Linked DNA regions of Mus musculus: region 1 is linked to region 2. A link is a loop called in an ENCODE intact Hi-C map of the cell type or tissue named here. Cell type or tissue: left cerebral cortex. All regions are shown on one strand. Links, peaks and the distances in the headings refer to the core of each region. The heading gives the core; the rest is flanking DNA. Region 1 has its middle 41 kb from the start of Gm31415. Region 2 overlaps Gm20557 (a long non-coding RNA gene).

The links. Peaks named below come from ENCODE experiments on the same cell type or tissue, not always from the same donor. Only the 100,000 strongest peaks of a DNase experiment are listed, where the experiment ranks them.
Region 1: it touches region 2 in a loop (6-fold over the local background); 4 of 42 quality-filtered maps call a loop at or near these places.

Annotation. Positions count from the first base shown.
Region 1 is chr3:49,096,424-49,109,309 of GRCm38, forward strand. No RefSeq gene overlaps it. Among named protein-coding and RNA genes, the nearest start is that of Gm31415, 41 kb to the left of the region's middle. In left cerebral cortex, for the core only: no CTCF peak of the experiment used is centred there; no DNase peak of the experiment used is centred there.
Region 2 is chr3:49,357,213-49,370,098 of GRCm38, forward strand. Gm20557 (a long non-coding RNA gene) reads left to right here. Exons shown (of 10, transcript XR_001783788.1): 9 at 4,608-4,717; 10 at 8,958-9,072. Among named protein-coding and RNA genes, the nearest start is that of Gm20557, 19 kb to the left of the region's middle. In left cerebral cortex, for the core only: no CTCF peak of the experiment used is centred there; no DNase peak of the experiment used is centred there.

The DNA of each region.
Region 1 (12,886 bases), core at 3,021-11,020, 260 kb before region 2:
ACATAACATTTGTATGCCTCTCTTTAATTCAGTAGAATGCTTAAAGTAAGAAATTGAATTAAAGCTTCATGCTGTTTAGATATTGCTAAAACTATATAGAGTATATATCTTCACGGAATCTTTGATGCTGCAAAATGGCTATTTGATTTTCTTTAAGAAGATGAAAAAGATTGTGGGGAATACTGAGACAATAGGAAGGTAAGTTGCTATCTTTGTGTAATTGCTAATCTTTTTGGAATAAGAAATGTTGCATATTCACACTGTTGGGAACAAAGAGCAGAATGAATGAAGATAATACTGAGGTCTGTAAAAATTGGTTTATTAATTATTTTATGAAAGTTAAAAGTAAAATAATTTTAATTATCACATTATTTATTCACTTACCTCCCAATATCCTCCACCACTCCAACCAGGACCCTCTCAAATAGATCCTTTCCCCATTCCTCACTCCCCTTCTCTGAGAAGGGGGAACCCCTGCCTGGGTATCACCCCCACTATATATCTCAAATCACTATAGAATTAGGCACATCCTCTCTCAAAGAGGCCAGACAAGTTGCCAAGTCCGGGGAACTGGAACATAAGGCAGGGAACAGATTAATGAATAGTTCCAGGTCTAATTTTTGGGGGACCGTCATGAAGACCAAGCTTCACCTCTGCTATATATATGTGGGGACCTCTATCTAGCCCATTCTAGCTATTGAGTTAGTGGTTCAGTCTCTGAGAATCCCCAAGAATACAGGTTAGTTGACTTTGTTAGACTTCCTGTGAAGTCTCTGTCCTCTTTGGGTCCTTTATCCTTTCCCAACTTTTCCATAAGACTCCTCTAACTCCATCTAATGTTTGGCTGGGGATCTCTGCATCTCTTCTTATGGGCTGCTGGTAGAGCCTCTCAGAGGACAGTTATGCTAGGCCCCTGTCTGCAAGTGTAATGGACAATGATTAATTGTGTCAAGGTTTGGTTCTTTCACATGGGATGGGTCTCAATTTGAGCCAGTCATTGCCATTCCTTCTGACTTGCTCTACCCTTGTCCTTACACATCTTCTAGGAAGAACACATTTTGATTCTAAGGGTTTGTGGGTGGGGTGCTATCCTTATCTCTACTGGGAGTCCAGCCTGGCTACAGGAAGTAGCCACTTCAGCATCATATTCTTCACTGACAAAAGTTTTAGCTGGAGTCACCCCCGTAGCCACTCAGGGGCCTCACCTCTCATACCACCAATTGCAGTTCTCTGGCATGTCCTAGACATTGTCACCCCTGCCTACTTACAGTCTCCTTTCTCTTTTACCTGCTCTCCTTAAACTCCATCCCCTCACCCCATTCCCCTTCCCATCCCTCCTCCTACCCAGTTCTCTCCCTCCACCAACCTTCAGTTTCTATTTTATTTCACCTTCTGAGAAAGATTCAATATCTTCCCTTGGGCATTCCATGTTATTTGGCTCCTCTCTGTCAATGGATTGTAGTGTGGTTATCTTTGCAGACTATGATTAATTTAGACTTAGAAGAGAGTACATTCTATGCATATCCATTTTGGGTCTACGTTACCTCACTCAGAATGATATTTTTGTAGTTCCCATTCACTTGAATGCAAAATTCATGATGTCCTTGTTTTTAACAGGTCAGTTATATTCCGTTGTATAAATGCCATTTTCTTTATCCACTCTTCAGTTGAGGTACATTTAGGTTGTTTCCAGTTTCTGGCTATTATGATTAAAGCTACTATGAAAATAGTGCTGAGAGGGGCCTGCTACAGCTGTCCCCTAAGAGGCTCTGCCAGATCCTGACCAATATAGATGCAGATACTTGCAGCCTACCATGGCACTGAGCACAGGAACCCCAATGATGAAGATAGGGGAAGGACTGGAGGAGCTGTGAGGGACCTTATCTGGCTTCAATGGGAAGGAAGGCCCTTCATCCTGTGAAGCCTTGATTCCTCAGTGTAGAGGAATGCTAAGGCAGTGAGGTGGGAGTGGGCAGGTAGGTGGGGAAGCACCCTCATTGAAGCAGGGTAAAGGGGGGATGGGATAGGAGTTTGCAGAGGGGAAACCCAGGAAAGGGGATAATATCTGAAATGTAAATAAATAAAATATCCAATTAAAAAAATAGGTGGGCAGGTCTTCTTGTGGGATAGTAGAGCATCCTTTGTGTATTTGCCCAATAACATTATAGCTGAGTCTTGAGGTAGAATTGTTCCCAATTTCTTGAGAAATCATCAAATTGATGTCCACATTGCTTGTACATGCTTGCCCTCACAATAGCAAATGGAGGAATGTTCCCTTCTTCCACATCCTTATCAGTATGTACTGTTTTTGATCTCAGCTATTCTGATGGATGTGAGATGGAATCTCAATCACTTTGATTTGCATTTTGGTGATGACTAAAAGACAATGAATATTTCTTTCAGTGTTTCTAGGTCATGAAAGAGTCCTCCATTGAGAATTCTCTGTTTAGCCTATACCCCATTTTTAATTGGCTTATTTTGGTTTGTTATTTAACTTCTTGAGTTCTTTACATGTTTTGGATACTGGTCTTTGGTCTGATATAGGGTTGCTGAACATCTTTTCCCAGTCTGTTGGCTCTCATTTTGTCTTACTGACAGTGTCCTTTGCCTTACAGAAGCTTTTCTGTTTCATGGATTGCCTTTTTATTAATTATTGATCTTAGTGCCTGAGCCATTGGTGTTCAGTTCAGGACATTGTCTCCTGTAACAAAGAGTTGAAGGCTATTTCCCACTTTATGTTCTCTTAGATGTAATGTATCTGGCTTTACATTGGGGTCTTTTATTCACTTGGACTTGAGTTTTGTGCAGGGTGATACATGTGATTCTATCTGCATTATTTTGCATGCATAGATTCAGTTAGATCAGCACCATTAGTTGAAGATGCTGATTTTCATTGTATCGATTTGATTTATCAAAAATCAAGTCACTGTAAGTGTGTATGTTTATTTCTTGATCTTCAGTTTAATTCAACTCATCAAGTTGTTTGTTACAATACCAATACCATGCAGTTATTATTATTATTGCTCTGTAGTTCAGCTTGAGGTCAGGGATGGTGATACATACAGGATTTCTTTCATTGTACAGGATTGCCTTAGCTGTACTGAGAACTTTTTTGTTTTTGTTTTTCAATATGAAGGTGATAATTATTCTTTCAAGTTCTGTAAAAATTGTCAGAATTTTGATGCAAATTGCATTGAATCTGTAGATTGTTTTGGTAAGATGGCCATTTTCACTATGTTAATCGTACCCATCTTCTCATATCATCTTCAACATTTTCTTCAGAGCCTTGAGGTTCTTGTAATATGTCTTTTACTTGCTTGATTAAAGATACAACAACATAATTTTTAACATTTTGTGACTGTTGCAAAGCATGTTGACTCACTAACTACTTTCCCTGTCCATCTTTCATTTGCATAAAGGAGGGCCATTGATTTTTCTTTTGAGTTTTTTTTAAGATTTACAGATATGTATTTATTATCTGCAAACAAATCAATTAAAAGACTGATATTAAGTGTACCCGGTGAATTGTTTTGAATAATGTTTTATGTATATTTAATTTAAAATTACAAAGTATATAACACCAAAAAATAAATTATTATGACATAAAAATTATTGCCAACATTCTAATGACATCTTTTTTTTTCTTTTTTCTTCTTTTTATTAGGTGTTTTCTTTATTTACATTTCAAATATTACCTCTTTTCTAATTTCCCCTACGAAAATCCCTTATTCCCTCCCCACTTCCCCTGCTCCCAACCCACCCACTCCCTTTCCCAGTCCTGGAATTCCCCAATACTGGGCATAGAACTGTCACAGGACCTAGGGCTTCTTCTCCCATTGATAGCCAATTAGGCCACCCTCAACTTCATATACATCTAGAGCCACATGTCCTGCCATGTGTTTTCTCTGATTTGTGGTTTAGTTCAAAGGAGGTCTGGTGTTGCTGTTTAGTTCATATTGATGTTACTCCTTTGTGGCTTCAGACCCCTTCAGCTCCTAGGGTACTTTCTCTAGCTCCTTCACTGGTGACCTTGTGCTCCCTCCTATGGATGATTAAGAGCATCCACTTCTATATTTGCCAGGCACTGACAAAGGCCCTCAGGAGACAGATATATCAGGCTCCTGTCAGCAGGCTGTTGTTGGCATCTGCCAAAGTGTCTAGGTTTGGTGGTTGTTTATGAGATGGATCCCCAAGTGGGGCACTCTGATGGTCTTTCCTTCAGTCTCTGCTCTGAAATTTGTCTCTGTAACTCCGTCCATGAGTATTTTTTCCATTCCTAAGAAGGATTCTGAGCTTCTGGGCAAATACACTTATCAGTGAGTGCATATCATGTGTGTTCTTTTGTGATTGGGTTACCTCACTCAAGATATTCTCCAGATACATCCATTTGTCTAAGAATTTCATAAGCTCATTGTTTTTAATAGCTGAGTAGTACTCCATTGCGTAAATGTACCCCGTTTTCTGTATCCATTCCTCTGTTGAGGGAAATCTGGGTTGTTTCCAGTTTCTGGCTATTTTAAATAAGGTTGCTCTTAACATAGTGGAACATGTGTCCTTATTACATGTAGGAACATCTTCTGGGTATATGCCCAGGAGAGGTATTGCTGGATCTTCTAGTAGAACTATGTCCAATTTTTTGAGGAACTGCCAAACTGATTTCCAGAATGGTTGTACCATTCCACTTGTAGTGGAAGAGTGTTCCTTTTTCTCCATATACTTGCCAGCATCTACCGTCACTTGAGGACCTTGGTCCTACGACGCCTCTATGCCCCAGAATAGGGTAATGCCAGGGCCAGGAAGTGGGAGTTGGTTGGTTGGTGAGGAGAGGGAAGGAGAAGGGGATAGGGAACTTTTGGAGGGGAAACCCAGAAATGGAATGACATTTGGAATGTAAACAAAGATAATATCTATTTAAATAAATGTGATTTACCTCTAATTTTCTTATGTGTGATGATTAATGTTGATCGTTAATCAAATTTTATTTAGAAATATTTATGACAAAGGATCCTTTGAGTGACTCTGGGAGTATATTTAATATCATTACAGTCTATCTATGCTTAAGTAACTGATGTGGGCAAACTGACACTATAACTGGGTTATACTATTCTTTTCATTTTCCTGAAATGTATAAAAAGGAGAATGTCACTATATCTGAGCATTCGTTGTCCTGTGCTTCTCAACTAAGGGAACGACTTCACTACCTACAACCTCCTCACATCTGAACTGCTGTGTGATGGTACCCTGAACCATCAAATAATGTGCTATTTTTTCCTAATGTAAATAATTTTCTAGAGTACCTTTCACAGAAATAGGATTATAAATTTCTTTATAAAGAAAGTGTTGCTACAATGCCCGTGAGTGAGTCTGATTCTAACTAGTTGAATTTTTGCTGTGGGAACTGTTTAATGGTAAGAATATGGAAGAACTTGGTCAGATAAATTCCAAATTTTCATTTATTGATAATTACTTAGAACGCCATTTTGATTACAGTTTGGAAGTAAAAAATTAGTAAAGTGATTCTAGTGGATATGTCTCATGAATACAGGTCCCTGAGTAACGAAGGAGGAGGAGAAAACTGAAAATGGCATTTTTCCAAAGACTATGGAGAATCATGAATCAGGCACATTGGAGTCTATCCAATAACATAATTTAAGAATATTTATTATGATAGATAAGAATTTTTAATACACGCCATAAAGTAAATATAGTGAGTGAAACTATTTTTAACAAATAGTATTGTTAAATGTAAAACTGAAGTTGTTTATTTTAGTAGTCCCTTCTGTTCTGGTTAAGTGGGAGGTATAAAGGAACATGGAAATAGAATGACGACATCTTCTATAGTCATGAGGAAGTTTCTGTTGTAGAAACTTGTATGTTGGAGTCGTTTCATTATCTCCTGCTAAATGAAACATAAAAATGTCTTTGTTAGACAAGCATTTCAAGATGATAAATTCACACCCCCTTCACATAAGAATATGTTTTTTATTACATTTTCTCAACTCTATATAAAAAAAATTACATGAGTTAACAATATATCTGATATTGAATGGTGTTACCTGTTAAATCAGGTGTGTTTTAGCCTCTTTATGATTTTTCACATATGTGCTGTAGTGGATCCCGTGCAACTTAATATTTCTACCAAATGGTAATAAATATTTGGCAAGATTGTCTCTCAAATGAAATTAAACATCAGTGTTTATGTACAAGGGTTACAAAGCTTGTTGACACATGGTTTAAATGTTTAGTATGTTTAATGGAGTCTTATATAATTATTTCCCAGTTATCTTTTAAAAAATAATTTCATATGCAAGAAATCCTGTGTGACTTATGGACCATGGGGGAAAAAGGTGTGAAATATAACACCTAATATTCTAAAATTCTTACAGGGGCTAAATAAGGAGTTCCTCTGTCATACATACATGTATGTAAGTATGTATATATGTGTATCTGTATTTATACCTATGCATATATACATATATCCAAATAATTAAAGTGTTTTTTAAAAATAACTTTTCCCATACTCTGATGTCATGATATGTCCCTATGCTGCTCTGATATTTACAAATTTATGAAATCAGGGACGGATATCATCCTTCCATTTGTTTGATGACTAAGTAAAACTTGGAGCTAATGAAAACTTTCATTCTTCAATAGCATTTGAGGTTTTCCCACTGTGGCCATCTATGGCTTTATTCAGAACAGGTGACTTACCAGCAGAATTTAGTGAAGTCTTTATGTCATCTGAACTCTTCTGATTATCAGTATAAATGATATGGTCATAGTCACCAAATATATCTTCACAGTTGTCAATCATGATTTGTATAATAGACATCTGTAACAACACAATGCAAAAACACGATTCTCTGTCATTTCACACAGTTTATGAAATTGAAATCAATAAGAATGATGAGGAAAATAGCAGTTACGGTGAGCAGATATGAACCTGTGAAATGAAATCTGTGAAATGGACACACTGAGTTCTATGCAACCTATTTAACCTGGTAAAAATGTCATGCATATTGCAAAGTATGGAGGAACTACTAAGGCAAAGTAAGATATCAGAGCTGATATGCTGCCAGAATAGCTGTGAATGAATCAAATTAATGACCTCAAAAGTTTCTTGAAAACACCATCAGATAACTTATGGAAAGGCTCATAGTCCTCGGCATCACTAAGCCAGCTTATATCTAATCACTTCATAATGAACAAGATTCTATTCCTTGAAAAATTCTAGCAAAATACTGCGCATTCCAGTGACTTATCCTGCTGTCTTCCTCCAGAGATGCCCAAGTAGATGATGATAAATGTAAGATGACACGGTTTGAGTTCTGCTGTTCTTTAGGAATAAAAGGTGTGATGGTGGTTGAGGATAAATAACTTTTATTTCAACATTAATAACATGTGATTTGGGGACATTCCCTTGAAATATTTCCTGAGTCTTGATAACACTATTAAGTATGCACAGAACGGACCAAATGGAATAAACTGATGTTAGTATTTCAAGGTAACAATACCATAAACTTACCAAGAACCTAGTTTAGAGGGAACTGATTCTATCTAACCAGCTTTTTCAGTAACTGCTCTTCAGAATTGTAGATAACGGCATTTCTCTGTATTTCTCTCTGATGACACCTTTCTCTAGTAACGCCCTAACATCCCTTTCCTAGCTAAAGACTAGGGACAAAGTCAGACTATGTTGATAATGATCTGAGGAAGCCAAAGGCAGCTGCCCTAGGGCCTACATCACTCTCCCAAGTCTCAACCCTGGCCAGAGGAGCAGTGCTCCAATCTGGTGCTAACATCAGTTTATCTTTCTTAGTACTGGCAATAGGCAGTCTCTGTATCACTGTTACCTTGAAATGTTTTAATCCCATGATATTTGCTGTGGGTTCCAATCTAGTTATCACCAGGGCTGTGAGGGTAAATACTTTTAAGTCATCACTCACCTTGTTCTCTGGCTTCACTCTTGAGTATGTATAATGTTAATCTCTTGTTTTCCTGTTCCTTTTGTATCTTCCTCAGCTCTCTCCCCCTAAATTTGTCCCTGGGTGTTTTGGGGATCCAGTATCTCTTTATCTATATCTCTAGCTCAGTCTCTCTGCATTTTGTACAAAGATTAGTTGAAATGTATTCTGTGGCTCCTTTGTAAACCATTTAAAATGTTTTAATAAAAAATAGTCTCTTGAATTGGTAGATCTTTTGCTATGGTGTGAGGAGGCGGTCACTTTTCATTGTGATTGTTTGCATGGGATGCCTGTGTAATTACAGGCATCTCAATATATGATACCATCTTTGTGACAACTTTAGGTCTTTTAAATGACTTGGTTTCCTGGACAAAGTATGTCATTGGTTAGAATTTAAGGTTACAAAAGGCAGGTGCCATTTGCATTATACTCTCTGTGCTTCATGTTCGCTGCCTCAGATGAGAGCCACCAGGGCTCTACTTCCTGTTTGGTTCTCCTTTCTTCCTGCTTCCATGTTCCTCTGTCATGATTTTGAAGGACTATAATCTTTCTATAGCTCTGAGTCCCAAATAAACTTTTACTTCTATATTAATTGCCTTAGTCCTGGGTTTTATTTAAACAAGAGAAAAAGTTGGTGAGAATGGGGGTCTTAGTTGAGAAAATGTCTGCAGCAGATTGGCCCACTTTGTAGGGAAGTCTGTTGGATATTACCTTGATTAACAATGGAATTTTGTAGGGCCCAGATCTCCAGGAAGTTGCCACCCTTGAACTATAAGTCAGACAAAGTAAGATGTGAGGTGCCGGACAGGAGGCAGCACTCCTACACAGCTTCTGCTTCAGTTCTTGCCTTCAGGTTCCTGCCCTGCTTCAGTTTGGGCCCTGACATTTCTCAGTAGTTAACTGGTAACTAGAAGGATATCATGAAGTGTATGTAACCTGTCCTCCATAAGTTGCTTTTCATCAGTGTGTTTTCATAGCAATACTAGCAAATTAAGACACTTTCTGAATTGAACAAGCTATTCCATGGCCTTATTATTAACAATCATACCTCATTATGAGTAACACTACAATGTTTTCTTTCTTATAGACATTATTTCTGGAAAATAATATTTAAAATATATCCTTAGTTTCTATTTCTTTTTGATATTTTTTATTGTCTATCTTTTCTCCTTTCCAAAATGTATGTTCTTTTTTGACTTTCTGTGAATTTCTCATCATGCAACCCAGTAACACTCATTTTCCAGTCTTTCCATATCTACTCCCGTCTTTAAATTACACTGAAAATTTTAAAAAATGAAAAATTAAGTAAAGTTTTGAATTTAAATGAAACTGAGGGAGGAGTGTGCTGTGAGAATGGGACTTAGAGGAGGTTACTGCAATCTGGATATAATGTAAAGAAAGTAAAGAAAAATATTCATGCATACAGCGTTAGAGTAAAACTAAGAGCTACAGAAAACAAAAGACTGAAGAACATAAGACTGTACCTGAAATAAGGCAAGCACACACTATTCTTTTTTTATGTAAGTAGTAGTTAATGAGAAAATAACGGGAAGTATAATATATAACATACTACATTTTTATTATTCATTATATCACATATAGTGTATACATATGTATCTGTGTGTATATATGTATATATGTATACAAATATACATATATAATTATATGCATTGTGCTTTTATATGACCAGCAGTACAGTTGGGGTGAATATTTCATAATTATAATAGTCTAACCACTATGAAGCACAACCAACCAGTGCTCCAAAGTACAGATACAATAGGAAACAAACACAGCAAAAACTAGGTAATCGAGATTTTTTTCAACCTCACTGTAGTCTTCTTGGACTACCATTATTCATGCAGCATACTCTTGGATAGAATATAAATATCTAAAATAAATATCTTAATAGAAAGAAAGGAAAAAGGGAAAGAACAAAAGAATAACAAAGAAAGGACTCACTTTTTAAAATAACATTATAAATCTCCCTCCTCAATCCTTCCTGAAATATATCAATGTATCACCCATCCTAGTAGAGTGCAGTCCTAGGGTGTCCTTTAACATTAGGGACCTATCCGAGTTATTTCCAATTTCTGGATCACAATGAGGACTTTGTTCTCAAAGGGAAAATTTAGATCCCCTTACTTTTTTTGAGAGGTCACTTCCAAATAATGAGTTCTGGCAAGTCGGTTTCCACAGCACATGAGGGGCCATGTGGACAGATAACTTGTAGGTCTCTAGGTGATTGCTGGTAGAAATTTTAATTTTTGATAACACAAAGATGAGCTCTTTGAGCAGCAGGTAGTTTGCTTGTGGCATCTTCATTAGAATATTATACATGGAAAAAGGAGAATTCTATTGTTGATTGTCTGACAAGTAATGTTGCTTACAAAACTTTGAATACACAGAAAAATCAGGGTAAATGTTTTGTAGACCAACTCATAGTATAATCAGAATTCAAAAGAAGTAAGAATATACAGCTACAGTATTCCCTAAAATATTTTCTGCAAATCAATTCTCCCTATACAATTATGGAAAATGTTGTCAAATTATGAATTTCTGTGTATTATACAAATAAATGCTATTCAAAGAACCCAGAGAAAACTTTCAGGCTCCCTGGAAATAGAATGAATGGAGGTTTTTTTAGGTTGTGGGTTTTGTGTATGGAAACATATTGCTGTTAAATAGTGAATCAGGGAATGATGGTGCACAGGCCACCAGCACTCAGGAGGAAGAGGCAGGCAGATTTCTGAGTTTGAGGCCAGCCTGGTCTACAAAGTGAGTTCCAGGACAGCCAGGACTATACAGAGGAACTCTGTCTCAAGGAAGAAAGAAAGAAAGAAAGAGAGAGAGAGAGAGAGAGAGAGAGAGAGAGAGAGAGAGAGAGAGAGAGAAAGACAACAACAACAAATACAGTGAACCAACTTTCCAGCCACCATAGGGACACATGTAATATATAATGTAGTATGAAACCGTGTAAAATGATTATAATTTATTTAACATCTGCATAATTCACAAAACTATGGGAAAAATATTTGTATGCAATACCCACAGGATTCTTCATACATGCTTACTTTAATTTGTCTAAAACAGGGACTCAAACCAATACTTTAGGGTGTCCTACACACAACTGTATGCAATAGGCTGTCTTCACACCATGACAGTTATAATGTAGAAGACTCTCAAGTGGTGGGATGGCACAGTACGCTTGCTTGAGAAATGCACCTGTTTATAAAGTGACTATACATGTCTAAGCAAAGGAAACGTCTTGACATGAAACATCATTCCAGTCCATAACTCTGTAAATACAAGCCTAAGTACCTTCAAAATGCATTGCTTCTACCTTTGTTCAGTTCCCGAAAGTTTTTACCTTTGTACAACACACATTTTTGCGAGAAGACATTCTTCATCAAGCAAGCTAATCCAATCTTCATATAAGTTCGAACAAACAAGTGTCCTTTTATATTTCTAATACAGTCCTTTAAAAAAAAAAACAAGAAAATTAATGGTCAATGTACATTGTAGAAAGTATTTGAGAAAGCTTTGTTAAAAAAATAGCAGTTTAGACCAGTGATTCTCAACTTGTGTGTCACAATACTTTTGGGGATCACTTATCCTGCATTTCGGATATCCCATACATTACACATTACAATTACGAACAGTAGCAAAATTTTAGTGATGAATAAACACCAAAATTATGTCATAGTTAGGGATGACCACAGCATGATGAACTGTATTAATGTCACAGGACTAGGAAGACTAAAACCTGCCACAGACTGTACCAGTCAGCCTCTCTCAATCCGTGGCAAATCAGGATTTCAGACAGATGGGGAAAGAGTTGATCAGAAAAGGGTGACAAACAGACACAGACACAAGGGAATGTTGAATCTGAATGTATTTTGTCCAAGCAAACACCAGGCTTTTAATACAGAAGAAAAACAAGAAGGCTAGGCAAATACAACCTTCAAGGTACACTGGTTCTTAACACAAAACAAAGAAAATGTATATATAAAAAGATGGCGGGAGCCAGGCCTTGTTTACTGCCGCAGACCCTCTGGGCACCTGTGTCTGCATGGAATGGGCTCTCTCGAGCAGATGGGCAAAGCTTAGGAGTTGACAAACAGACAAACACACAAGAGAGGTGTTGAATCTGAATGTAATGTTCTGGTCGAGCCTCAGACTTTTTATAATACAGAGTAAATTGCAAATCATAACAGAATAAGGCACATTGAAGTTTTCCAGGTGCAAGAGGAGTGACTTCAAAAGGAACCAGATAAATGTTTAACACTAGAGATTAGCACAGATGCAAGAGGAGTGACTTCAAAGGGAACTTGCAGGAATCAGATAAATGTTTACACTAGAAAGTAACATCCCCCGCCTGGGATCAGCTTTGTGCCAGGCAAGTGTTTCACACTTTAGTGTTAATAGCACCAGGGGGTTATTAACTCTTGCCAGGCTTCAAGAATAATGTAGTGTCACTGACACCGAAATTCTCTAGGCCTTGTTAAATTTTATCTTGTCTGGAGAATCCTCATTATTAGGATAGTATATTAACTCACTCTTGTTATGGTCAAAAAATACTTCATTCTGATTATATAATTAGGTGAATCTGTACCTTTAGTTCACTGAGTTAAGTTGTAATATACATGTACACCTCTATGTACAGGTCAACCTGGAGTGGTGAACTTTCATATTGCGCACCCTGTTTTACATGTGAGATGGCCTCACTGTTTCACATCCATTCTTTAAATGTGAAAATACTCAACTATTTAAACTAATTGTACGCAGCAGATTGTTTGAGGATATATAATTGTCTTTGTTCATGAAATACCACTATTAACTTTCATGTTGTGCCAAGGGAAAAAAACATAAGGAAAATGCAAGATTCCCATTTGTTCCTATACCTTGAAATTGCTGTGAATATA
Region 2 (12,886 bases), core at 1,747-9,746:
AAAAGACACATATGGGCTTTCCAATCTGCAATAATAGATGATGCCCTTATCCTACACAGGATATGTTATCCATGATTGCAGAAAAGGGACAAAATTCAGATCTAATGTTCCAAATCTTCTCGAGAGAATCACATTGGTCCCTGAGGGATAAGATTTACACTGAACAGCTGATTAACTGGAATGAAGAATCTGTGCTAATATTAGCTTCTGTTTGTAACGTAAGGAAAGTTTTGGCATCACCAACATTCAGCATCCCTCTAGAGATGCATATGTGCTTTCTGTCTCTGGGATTTCCTGATGATTACATTTTCCTTGAACTATGGACACACGACCTCTGGATTAGAGGCATGGTAGGTAAAAGTCTGACAAGCTAAGTGATTCATTACAAAGACACACGTGAACACCTTCTGTGAATAACTTCCTCATATATAAGATGGCCTTTGTTTTGTCATTACAAATATTCCCACTGATTACACCTTTATAATTATATGATGTGAATTAATAGCAGAACAAGTAATAATTGTGGTAAAAGTGTTTTTTCCAAGATACACGTTTTGAATCATATTTACAAACAAAACAAAACAAAACAACCAAAAACCTCATAAATACAATAGTACAAAAGAGCTAGTCCACCACAGACATATAAGAAGTTATGAGAGATTTGTATGTTGCCTTCTGTCCAGTAGATACATGAAATTGCTTTCCTTCTCTACCAAAAAAGCACTTGTATTTTTGCCAGATATTGTCATCCTAACTCCATGTCAAATAATGATAGTATTAGCCTAACCTACTTCTAAATAGTCTACTATGCTTAACCTAACAGGAAGAAGCAATAACTCTGGCGCACACATCATTGTTTTATTTTTATTTTGGCCATGATCTGAGTTTGCCACTCAGTAGACTATGGAATTTTGGCCCCAGACATAAGAGATAAGATAATGCTCTGTGAGTAGGCAAGCTGAATAGCATTAGGCAAAGGGACCAACTGATCCATCCTTGGCCCTAGCTGGCCAAGTGTGTCTGGTTCCCATTACCAGAATCCTAGGGCCACATCATGGAGAAGAAAGTGAAGATCAGTAACTGAAGGTAGTCATGTGTATTCTCAGAAATTTCAAGGTATAGGAACACATGGGAATCTTCCATTTTCCTGATTTTTTTTTTGTCCTTGGCACAACATGAAAGTTAATAGTGGTATTTCATGAACAAAGACACTTTTCTGTCCCCAAACAATCTGCTGTGTACAATTAGTTTAAATCGTTGCGTATTTTCACATTTGAAAGAATGGATGTGAAACAGTGAGGCCATCTCACATGTAAAACAGGGTGCTCAATATGAAAGTTCACCACTCCAGGTTGTCCTATACATAGAGGTGTACATGTATATTACAACTTAACTCGGTGAACTGAAGGTACAGATTCGCCAAATTATATAATCTGAATAAGGTATATTTTTGACCTTACCATTTTTTAGTGGTTAATTATTTTCAAGAAGAGCACTTTGTTTTTTCTTTTTTGTTTGTTTGTTTGTTTTGTTTTGTTGTTTTCTTTTTAGTTATTGTTTATTTTTTCTTTCAAATGATTTATTTATTGATTGATGTAGTCATTTTACATCCTAAATCCTGCCCCCTACCTCTTTACCCTTCAAAGTATCTCCTTCCTTCTCTAAGGTGGTTAGGGCCCCCGGGTTGTCCTCACGCCCTGGCAAATCAACTCTCTTCAAGATTAGCTCATTTTCTCTTACTGAGGCCAGTTGGTGAAGGGTTTCCACAGACAGTAAACAGCTTTAGCCATAGTCTCTGCTCTACATTTTGGTAGACCCACATAGAGACTGAGCTACACATTTGCTACAAATGTGCTGTGGGTCTTGATGCAGATTCTGTATGCGTTTTGGTTGGCGGTCAGCCCTTGATAGCTCCCAGTGGGCCATGTTAGTTGACTCTGCTGTTCTTTCTGTGGAGTCCTCATCTTCAGGGACCTGAATCCTCTTCCCAACTCTTCCATAAGAGTCCCTGAGATCCATCCAATGTTTGGTGGTGTGTCTCTTTATCTGTTTTAGGCAGCTGCTAGGTGAATACTCTGAGAGAGCACTTTTGATAGGTCCCTGTCTGGATGTCCCACAAAAGAGCTGGCCTCCTTTGAGACAGACAGAGCTTCAGGCAGTGAAGTGGAGTGCAGATCCCTCTGATTGCAGGTAGTAGTGTAGACTGAAAGCCAGGAAAGGCAATTAGAACAGACAGTAGGGTTATTTCAGTGAATACTAGAGCCAGATCTGCTTCTTTGATTCTAGTCTTAAAAACACATGAGCTCCTGCCTGTAGTTTCCACTTTTGATCCATGATTCTTGTTGGTGACATGTTGGGAATCTCATAAGGAACCAGGGTCTCAACCAGTGGTTTTCTGCCACTCACCAGCCCAGTTGGCCTCTCTCAATCTGTGGAAATTAGGGGTTCCAGCAGGTGAACATGGATTCGGTGAGTAATGGGTGACAAATGATCAGAGATACAAGGGAGTGCTGAATCTGAATGTAGACTTTGCTAAGGCTCATTTGATTTTTTTTTTTAAAGAGAAACCCAAAGCTCAGGCCAACTCCCCTTTAGTGGTGAAAGCATGTGTGCCTTAATTGTATGCTATGTTATTGGGTAATTTTGATAGAGTTAAGATCACCAATCTTGGCAAGTCTTTTCATTTTTGTCGTAATTCTTATCAATTAACTAATTGTGTAGATCCTGACTTAGATAAGGATTCTGCCAGTATGATTTTGTTAAAGAGACCTGCTTATGTTTTGCTGCCTATAGACTTAGGGTATGATCCTTGGTTTAAAAATTCAGGAGTACAAACTTTGAAAAGGTTAAATGAGCTTATAAGACCAAAAAGATCTGTTACAGCTCTGATTTTAGGAATTGCTGCTTTAATTGCAATTTTAACTTCTTTTACAATATCTACCACAGCCTTAGTTCAGCAGTTCCATACTGCTCATTTTATTACTGATATACATAGTAAATTTTCCATAGCTTTGTCAGAGCTGCATATTATAGAAAAAAAAAACTGGAGGTGAAGGTTAATGCTTTAGAAGAGGTAGTTTTAGCAATAGGTCAGGATATAGAAAATATTAAGGCTAGAAAGGCAGTAATTTCAGATATTAGCAGAAGCCATTTGGATACTTGGAACATTGATGAATTGGCCAGAGATTTAAAAATAACCTAAGTGCACTGAATCCCTTGGATTGGGTTCAATGTATAATCCTGCTTGCTGTTATTCTTGGCATTATTTTATTATTAATCATTGTGTTGCCACTCATCTTTAGAGTTCTTCTGAGATTGTAGCTACAATGAAGCAGAACATTCTGGAACTTCAGTTAAAAAATAATAAAAGAAACGGGCAGAATGCTACATCCACTCCAGTAGTGACTTGCATTACAGGATTAGAAACCTGGAAGCCGTCCTGAGGCTGAGTTTCACAGAGACAGCCTCCTGGAACCTTTGCATCCCCATAGCCCATATACTCAAACCTGTCCCCACATTAGTCTAGAGTATTCAATCCTGTGTTCTCTTTTAGTATTGTTTTATTATAAGTGCTTTAAGGGTTGATTTTGACATATAGCTAAGCCTTTGCCAGTTTTCCAGTATCCTAGGCAGTCCTTAAAGCCAACCCTGAGCTTGGAATTCAGTAAGAATGTTCCCTATTCATTAACATTCAAATTCACTTCTAGTAGAGACAGGGAAAATGATTAGGAATTACAATTTACTTGAACAGAGCTAGAAAAGCTCAGGGCTAGGCTGCATAGTAATTACTTAGGACAAAACTGAGTCACACCCAAACACGTGAATAAACAATGGCCTAGCAAATAGGTGGGTTGTCGCATGAAAAGTTTAATAGAAGTGAATTCCCCTGGTGCAGGTTTTTTTCACTAGGCCCAGAGGAATAGCATAGTCAGGTATTTACTAAAACCACCTGGTGGTGGGTTTAACAGAGACTAGCATTGTATCAGAGCATTCACCAGGCGCCTGTGTTTAGCTAATCCTAATTAGGAATAGGAACCTATTCTCAGTTGTAAACAAGGCCTGGCTCCTGCCATCTTTTTATGTATATATTTTCTTTGTTGTGTGTTAAGAACCAGTGTACCTTGAAGTTTGTATTTGCTTAGTCTTCTTCTTTTTCTTCTGTATTAAAAGTCTGGTGTTTGCTTGGAACAATACATTCAGATTCAGCACTCCCTTGAGTCTGTGTCCATTTGTCACCCTTTTCTCACCAACTCTTTTCCCATCTGTCTGAAAGGCTGATTTGCCACAGATTGAGAGAGGCTGACTGGGCCAGTCTGTGGCAGTTTTCAGTCTCCCTAGTCCTGTGACATTAATACAGTTCATCATGCTGTGGTCATCCCTAACTATGACATCATTTTGGTGATATTTTATAACTAAAATTTTGCTACTGTAAGGAATTGTAATGTGTAATGTATAGGATATCTGAAATGCCGGATAAGTGATTCCCAAAAGTATTGTGACACACAAGTTGAGAATCACTTGTCTAAACTGCTATTTTTAAACAAAGCTATTTCTCAAATACTTTCTACAATGTACATTGACCATTAATTTTCTTGGTTTTTTGTAAGGACTGTATTAGAAATATAAAAGAAAGCTTGCCCTGCTCCTACTTATATGAAGATTGGATTAGCATACTCGACGAAGAATCTCTTCTTGCAAAAATGTCTGTTATACAAAGGTAAAATCTTTGGGGAACTGCACAAAGGTAGAAGCTATTAATTTTGAAGGTACATAGGATTGTATTTACAGGGTTATACACTGGAATGATGTTTCATGCCAAGACATTTCCTTTGCTTAGGAATGTATAGTCACTTTATAAACAGATGCATTTCTCAAGCAAGCGTATGGTACCATGGTACTTGAGAATCTTCTACATTATAACTGTCATGGTTTGAAGACAGCCTATTCTACATAGTTGTGTGATGGTCATCCTAAAGTATTGGTTTGATTCCCTGTTTTAGACAAATTAAAGGAAGCATGTATGTATAATCCTGTGGCTATTGCATCCAAATATTATTCCCATGGTATTGTGAATTATGCAAATGTTAAATAAATTATATACATTTTACATGGATTCATAATACATTATATATAACATGTGTCCCTATGGTGGCTGGAAAGTTGGTTCACTGTTTTTTTGTTGTTGTTGTTTTTTTGTTGATGTTCTTTCTTCCTTCCTTCCTTCCTTCCTTCCTTCCTTCCTTCCTTCCTTCCTTCCTTCCTTCCTTTCTTTCTTTCTTTCTTTCTTTCTTTCTTTCTTTCTTTCTTTCTTTCTCAAGACAGGGTTCCTCTGTATAGCCCTGGTTTTCTGGAACACACTTTGTAGACCAGGCTGGCCTCGAACTCAGAAATCTGCCTGCCTCTGCCTCCAGAGTGCTGGTATTAAAAGCTTGCACCACCATGCCCTGGTTCACTGTTTAAAAGCAATATGTTTCCATACACAAAACCCACATGACTTGGAAAAAGCTCTATTCATTCTATTTCCAGGGAGCCTGAAAGTTTTCTCTGGGTTCTTTGAATAGCATTTATATGTGTCATACATAGAAATTCAGAATTTTACAAATTTTTCCATAATTTTATAGGGAGAATTGATTTATAGAAAATATTTTAGGGAATACTTCAGCTGTATATTCTTACTTTTTTTGAATTCTGATTATACTATGAGCTGGTCTGCAAAACATTTACCATGATTTTTTGGTGTATTCAGAGTTTTGTAAGTAACATTACTTGTCAGACAATCAACAGTAAATTTCTCCTTTTTCCATGTATAGTATTCTAAAGAAGATGCCACAAGCAAACTACATGCTGCTCAAAGAGCTCATCACTGTGTTATCCAAAATTAAAACTTCTACCAGCAATCACCTAGACACCTATAAGTTATCTGTCTGCATAGCCCGTCATGTGCTGTGGAAAGCGAATTGCCAGAGGTCATTATTTGGAAGTGACCTCTCAAAAAAAAAATAAGGGGAATCTAAATTTTCCCTTTGAGAACCAAGTCCTCATTGTGATCCAGAAATTGGAAATAACTCGGATAGGTCCCTAATGTTAAATGACACCCTAGGATTGCACTCTACTGGGGTGGGTGATACATTGATCTATTTCAGGAAGGATTGGGAAGGGAGATTGATAATGTCGTTTGAAAGAAGTGAGTCATTTCTTTCTTATTCTTTTGTTCTTTCCTTTTTTCTTTCTTTCTTTTAAGATATTTATATTCTAGCCAAGCGTATGCTACATGAATAATGGTAGTTCAAGAAGACTACAGTAAAGTTGAAAAAAAATCTTGATTACGTAGTTTTTGGTATGTTTGTTTCCTATTGTAGCTGTACTTTGGAGCACTTCTTAGTTGTGCTTCATAGTGGTTAGACTACTATAATTATGAAATATTCACTTCCTGTCATTTTCTCATAAACTCCTACTTATATATAAAAAAGAATAGTGTGTGCTTGCCTTATTTCAGGTAGAATCTTATGTTCCTCAGTCTTTTGTTTTCTGTAGCTCTTAATTTTACTTTAAAGCTGTATGCATGAATATTTTACTTTACTTTCTTTACATTATATCCAGATTGCAGTAACCTCCTCTAAGTCCCATTCTCACAGCACACCCCTCCCTCAGTTTCATTTAAATTCAAAACTTTACTTAATTTTTCATTTTTTAAAATTTTCAGTCAAAGTTACCAGGGAAGACGGTAGATATGGAATGACTGGAAAATGAGTGTTACTGGGTTGCATGATGAGAAATTCACAGACAGTCAACAAAGAGCATACATTTTGGAAAGGAGAAAAGATAGACAATTAAAAAAATAACAAAAACAAATAGAAACTAAGGATATATTTTAAATATTAGTTTCCAGAAATAATGTCTACAAGAAAGAAAACATGGTAGTGTTACTCATAATGGGGTAGGACTGTGAATAACAGGCCCATGGGATAGCTTGTTCAATTTAGAAAGTGTCTTAATTTGCTAGTATTGCTATGAAAACACACTGATGAAAAGCAACTTATGGAGGAAAGGTTACACTTCATGATATATTTCTAGTTACCAGTTAACTGCTGAGAAATGTCAGGGCCCAAACTGAAGCAGGGCAGGAACCTGAAGGCAAGAACTGAAGCAGAAGCTGTGTAGGAGTGCTGCCTCCTGGACATTACCTCACATCTTACTTTGTCTGACTAATAGTTCAAGGGTGGCACCTTCCTAGAGATCTGGGCCCTACAAAATTCCATTGTTAATCAAGACAATATCCAATAGACTTCCCTACAAAGTGGGCCAATCTGCTGCAGACATTTTCTCAACTAAGATCCCTCTTCTCACCAACTTTTTCTCTTAATCATTTTTCTATTATTTTAATAAAACCCAGGACTAAGGCAATTAATATAGAAGTAAAAGTTTATTTGGGACTTAGAGCTGTAGAAAGATTACAGTCCTTCAAAATCGAGGAACATGGAAGCAGGAAGAAAGCAGAACCAAACAGGAAGCAGAGCCCTGGTGGCAATCATCTGAGGCAGCGAACATGAAGCAGAGAGAGTATGATGCAAATGGCACCTGCCTTCTGAAACCTTAAATTCTAACCAATGACATACTTCCTCCAGGAAACCAAGCCATTTAAATGACCTAAAAGATGTCACAAAGATGGTAGCAAATATTCTGATGACTGTAATTAGACAGGCATCCCATGCAAACCATCACAATGAAATGTGACCACCTCCTCACACCATGGCAAAAAAATCCACCAATTCAAGAGACTACTTTTTATTAAAACATTTAAAATGGTTTACAAAGGAGCTACAGAATACATTTCAACTAATCTTTGTACAAAATGCAGAGAGACTGAGCTAGAGATATAGACAAAGAGATTCTGGATCCTCAAAACACCCAGGGACAAATTTATGGGGAGAGAGCTGAGGAAGATACAAAAGGAACAGGAAAACAAGAGATTAACATTATACATACTCAAGAGTGAGGCCATAGAACAAGGTGAGTGATGATTTAAAAGTATTTACCCTCACAGCCCTGGTGATATCTAGATTGGAGCCCACAGCAAATATCATGGGATTAAAACGTTTCAAGGTAACAGTGGTACAGAGACTGCCTATTGCCAGAAAGGGATGTTACTGGGAGAAAGGTGTCATCAGAAAGAAATACAGAGAAATGGCGTTATCTACAATTTTGAAGATCAGTTACTGGAAAAGCTGTTTAGATAGAATCAGTTCCCTCTAAACTAGGTTCTTGGTAAGTTTATGGTATTATTACCTTGAAATACTAACATCAGTTTATTCCATTTGTTCCTTTCTGTGCATACTTAATAGTGTTATCAAGACTCAGGAAATATTTCAAGGCAATGTCCCCCAAATCACATTATTAATGTTGAAATAAAAGTTATCTATCCTCAACCACCATCACACCTTTAATTCCTAAAGAACAGCAGAACTCAAACCGTGATATCTTACATTTATTATCATCTACTTGGGCATCTCTGGAGGAAGACAGCAGGATAAGTCACTGGAATGTGCAGTATTTTGCTAGAATTTTTCAAGGAATAGAATCTTGTTCAGTATGAAGTGTTTAGATATAAGCTGGCTTAGTGATGCCGAGGACTATAAGCTTTTACATAAGTTATCTGATGGTGTTTTCAAGAAACTTTTGAGGTCATTAATTTGATTCACTCCCAGCTATTCTGGCAGCATATCAGCTCTGATATCTTACTTTGACTTAGTAGTTCCTCCATTCTTTGCAATATGCATGGTATTTTTACCAGGTTAAGTAAGTTAAAAAGAACTCAGTGTGTTCATTTTACAGATTTCATTTCACAGGTTCATATCTGCTCACCGTAACTGCTATTTTCTTCATCATTCTTTTTTATTTCAATTTCATAAATTGTGTGAAATGACAGAGAATCGTGTTTTTGCATTGTGGTGTTACAGATGTCTATTATACAAATCATGATTGACAACTGTGAAGATATATTTGGTGATGATGGCCGTATCATTTGTAATGATAATAAGAAGAGGTCAGATGACATAAAGACTTCACTAAATTCTGCTGGTAAGTCACCTGTTCTGAACAAAGCCATAGATGGCCACAGTGGGAAAATCTCAAATGCTATTAAAGAATTAAAAATTTCATCTCCTCCAAGTTTTACTTAGTCATCAAACAGATGGAAGGATGATAGTCTTCCCGGATTTCATAAATTTGTAAATACAGAGCAGCATTGGGACATATCGTGATATTAGAGTATGGGAAAAGTTATTTTAAAAAACACTTTAATTATGTAGAATATATATATATATACAGGTATACATACAGATACACGTATATACATACTTATATACATGTATGTGTATGTATGACAGAGCAACTCCTTATTTAGCCCCTGTAAGAATTTTAGAATATTAGCTGTTATATTTCACATCTTTGTTCCCCATGGTCCATAAGTCACAGGATTTCTTACATATGAAATTATTTTTTAAAAGATAACTGGGAAATGATTATTTAAGTCTCCATTAAACATACTAAACATTTAAACCATGTGTCAACAAGCTTTGTAACCCTTGTACTTAAACACTGATGTTTAATTTCATTTGAGAGACAATCTTGCCAAATATTTATTGCCATTTGGTAGAAATATTATGCTGCAGGGGATTCACTACAGCACATATGTGAAGAATCATAAAGAGGCTAAAACACACCTGATTTAACAGGTAACACCATTCAATATCACATATATTGTTAACTCAAGTAATTTTTTATATAGACTTGAGTAAATGTACTGAAAAGAAAACAGTCTTATCTGAAGGGGGTGTGAATTTATAATCTTGAAATGTTTGTCTAACAAAGACATTTTATATTTCATTTAGCAGGAAAAAATGAAGCAACTCCAACATGCAAATTTCTACAACAGGAACTTCCTCATGACTAAAGAAGGTGTCAGTCATTCTATTTCCATGTTCCCTTCTACCTCCCACTTAACCAGAGCAGAAGGAACTACTAAAAGAAACAACTTCTGTTTTACATTTAACCATACTATTTGTTAAAAATAGTTTCACTCACTATATTTACTTTATGGTGTACATTAAGCATTCTTATCTATTATAATAAATATTCTTAAATTGTTATTGGTTAGACTCCAATGTGCCTGATTCATGATTCTCCACAGTCTTTGGGAAAATGCCATTATCAGCTTTCTCCTTTACCTCTGTTACTCAGGGATCTGTATTCATGAGACATATCCACTAGAATCACTTTACTAATTTTTTACTTCCAAATTGTAATCAAAATGGCGTTCTAAGTAATTCTCAATAAATGAAAATTTGGGATTTACCTGACCAAATTCTTCCATAAACTCACCATTAAACGGTTCCCATGGCAAAGATTCAAATAGTTAGTAGTACAACAAAATCAGACTCACTCCTGGGAATTGTAGCAACACATTCTTTTTTTTTTTAATATTTTCATTAGGTATTTTCCTCCTTTACATTTCCAATGCTATCCCAAAAGTCCCCCATACCCTCCCCCCCGACTCCCCTATCCACACACTCCCACTTTTTGGCCCTGGCATTCCCCTGTACTGGGGCATATAAACTTTGCAAGTCCAATGGGCCTCTCTTTCCAGTGATGGCCGACTAGGCCATCATTTGATACATATGCAGCTAGAGTCAAGAGCTCCAGGGTACTGGTTAGTTCATAATGTTGTTTTCCTATATATAGGGTTGCAGATCCCTTTAGCTCCTTGGGTACTTTCTCTAGCTCCTCCATTGGGGGCGCTGTGATCCATCAAATACCTGACTGTGAGCATGCACTTCTGTGTTTGCTAGGCACCTAAGAGAGAGCTCTATCTGGGTCCTTTCAGCAAAATCTTGCTAGTGTGTGCAATGGTGTCATCGTTTGGAAGCTGATTATGGGATGGATCCCTGGATATGGCAATCTCTAGAAGGTCCATCATTTCATCACAGCTCCACTGTCTCTTCATGCGTTTAGCAAATTGTATCTTCTCTCTTGAGTATCCTAAGTTTCTAGGCTAAGATCCACTTATCAGTGAGTACATATTGTGTGAGTTCCTTTGTGATAGGGTTACCTCACTCAGGATGGTGCCCTCCAGGTCCATCCATTTGCCTAGGAATTTCATAAATTCATTTTTTTAATAGTTGAGTAGTACTCCATTGTGTAAATGTACCACATTTTCTGTATCCATTCTTCTGTTGAGGGGCATCTGGGTCCTTTCCAGCTTCTAGCTATTATAAATAAGGCTGCTATGAACATAGTGGAGCATGTGTCCTTCTTACCCGTTGGGCCTTATTCTGGATATATGCCCAGAAGAGGTATTGCGGGATCCTCCAGTAGTACTATGTCCAATTTTCTGAGGAACTGCCAGACTGATTTCCAGAGTGGTTGTACAAGCTTGCAATCCCACCAACAATGGAGGAGTGTTCCTCTTTCTCCACATCCTCACCAGCATCTGCTGTCAACTAAATTTTTGATCTTAGCCATTCTGACTGGTGTGAGGTGGAATCTCAGGGTTGTTTTGATTTGCATTTCCCTAATGATTAAGGATGTTGAACATTTTTTCAGGTGCTTCTCTTCCATTCATTATTCGTCAGGTGAGAATTCTTTGTTCAGCTCTGAGCGCCATTTTTAATGGGGTTATTTGATTTTCTGGAGTCCACCTTCTTGAGTTCTTTATATATATTGGATATAGGTCCCCTATCTGACTTAGGATAGGTAAAGATCCTTTCCCAATCTGTTGGTGGTCTTTTTGTCTTGTTGATGGTGTCTTTTGCCTTGCAGAAGCTTTGCAACATTATGAGGTCCCATTTAATGATTCTCGATCTTACTGCACGAGCCATTGCTGTTCTATTAAGGAACTTTTCCCCTGTACCCATATCTTCGAGGCTTTCCCAACTTTCTCCTCTATAAGTTTCAGTGTCTCTGGTTTTATGTGGAGTTCCTTAATCTACTTAGATTTGACCTTAGTATAAGGAGATAGGAATAGATCAATTCGCGTTCTTCTACATGATAACGGCCAGTTGTGCCAGCACCATTTGTTGAAAATGCTGTCTTTTTTCCACTGGATGATTTTAGTTCCCTTGTCAAAGATCAAATGACCATAGGTGTGTGAGTTCATCTCTGGGTCTTCAATTCTGTTCCATTGGTCTACTTGTCTGTTGCTATACCAGTACCATGCAGTTTTTGTCACAATTGCTCTGTAGTACAGCTTTAGGTCAGGCATAGTGATTCCACCAGAGGTTCTTTTATCCTTAAGAAGAGTTTTTGCTATCCTAGGTTTTTTGTTATTCCAGATGAATTTGCAGATTGTTCTTTCTAATTCGTTGAAGAATTGAGTTGGAATTTTGATGGGGATTGCATTGAATCTGTAGATTGCTATTGGCAAGATAGGCATTTTTACAATGTTGATCCTGCCAATCCATGAGCATGGGAGATCTTTCCATCTTCTGAGATCTTCTTTCATTTCTTTCTTCAGAGACTTGAAGTTCTGATCCTACAGATCTTTCACTTCCTTAGTTAGAGTCACACGAAGGTATTTTATATTATTTGTGACTATTGAGAAGGGTGTTGTTTCCCTATTTTCTTTATCAGCCTGTTTATCCTTTGTGTATAGAAAGGCCATTGACTTGTTTGAGTTAATTTTATATCCAGCTACTTCATTGAAGCTGTTTATCAGGCTTAGGAGTTCTCTGGTAGAATTTTTAGGGTCACTTATATATACTATCATATCATCTGCAAAAAGTGATATTTTGACTTCTTCCTTTCCAATTTGTATCCCCTTGATCTCCTTTTGTAGTCGAATTGCTCTTGCTAGGATTTCAAGTACAATGTTGAATAGTAGGGAGAGAGC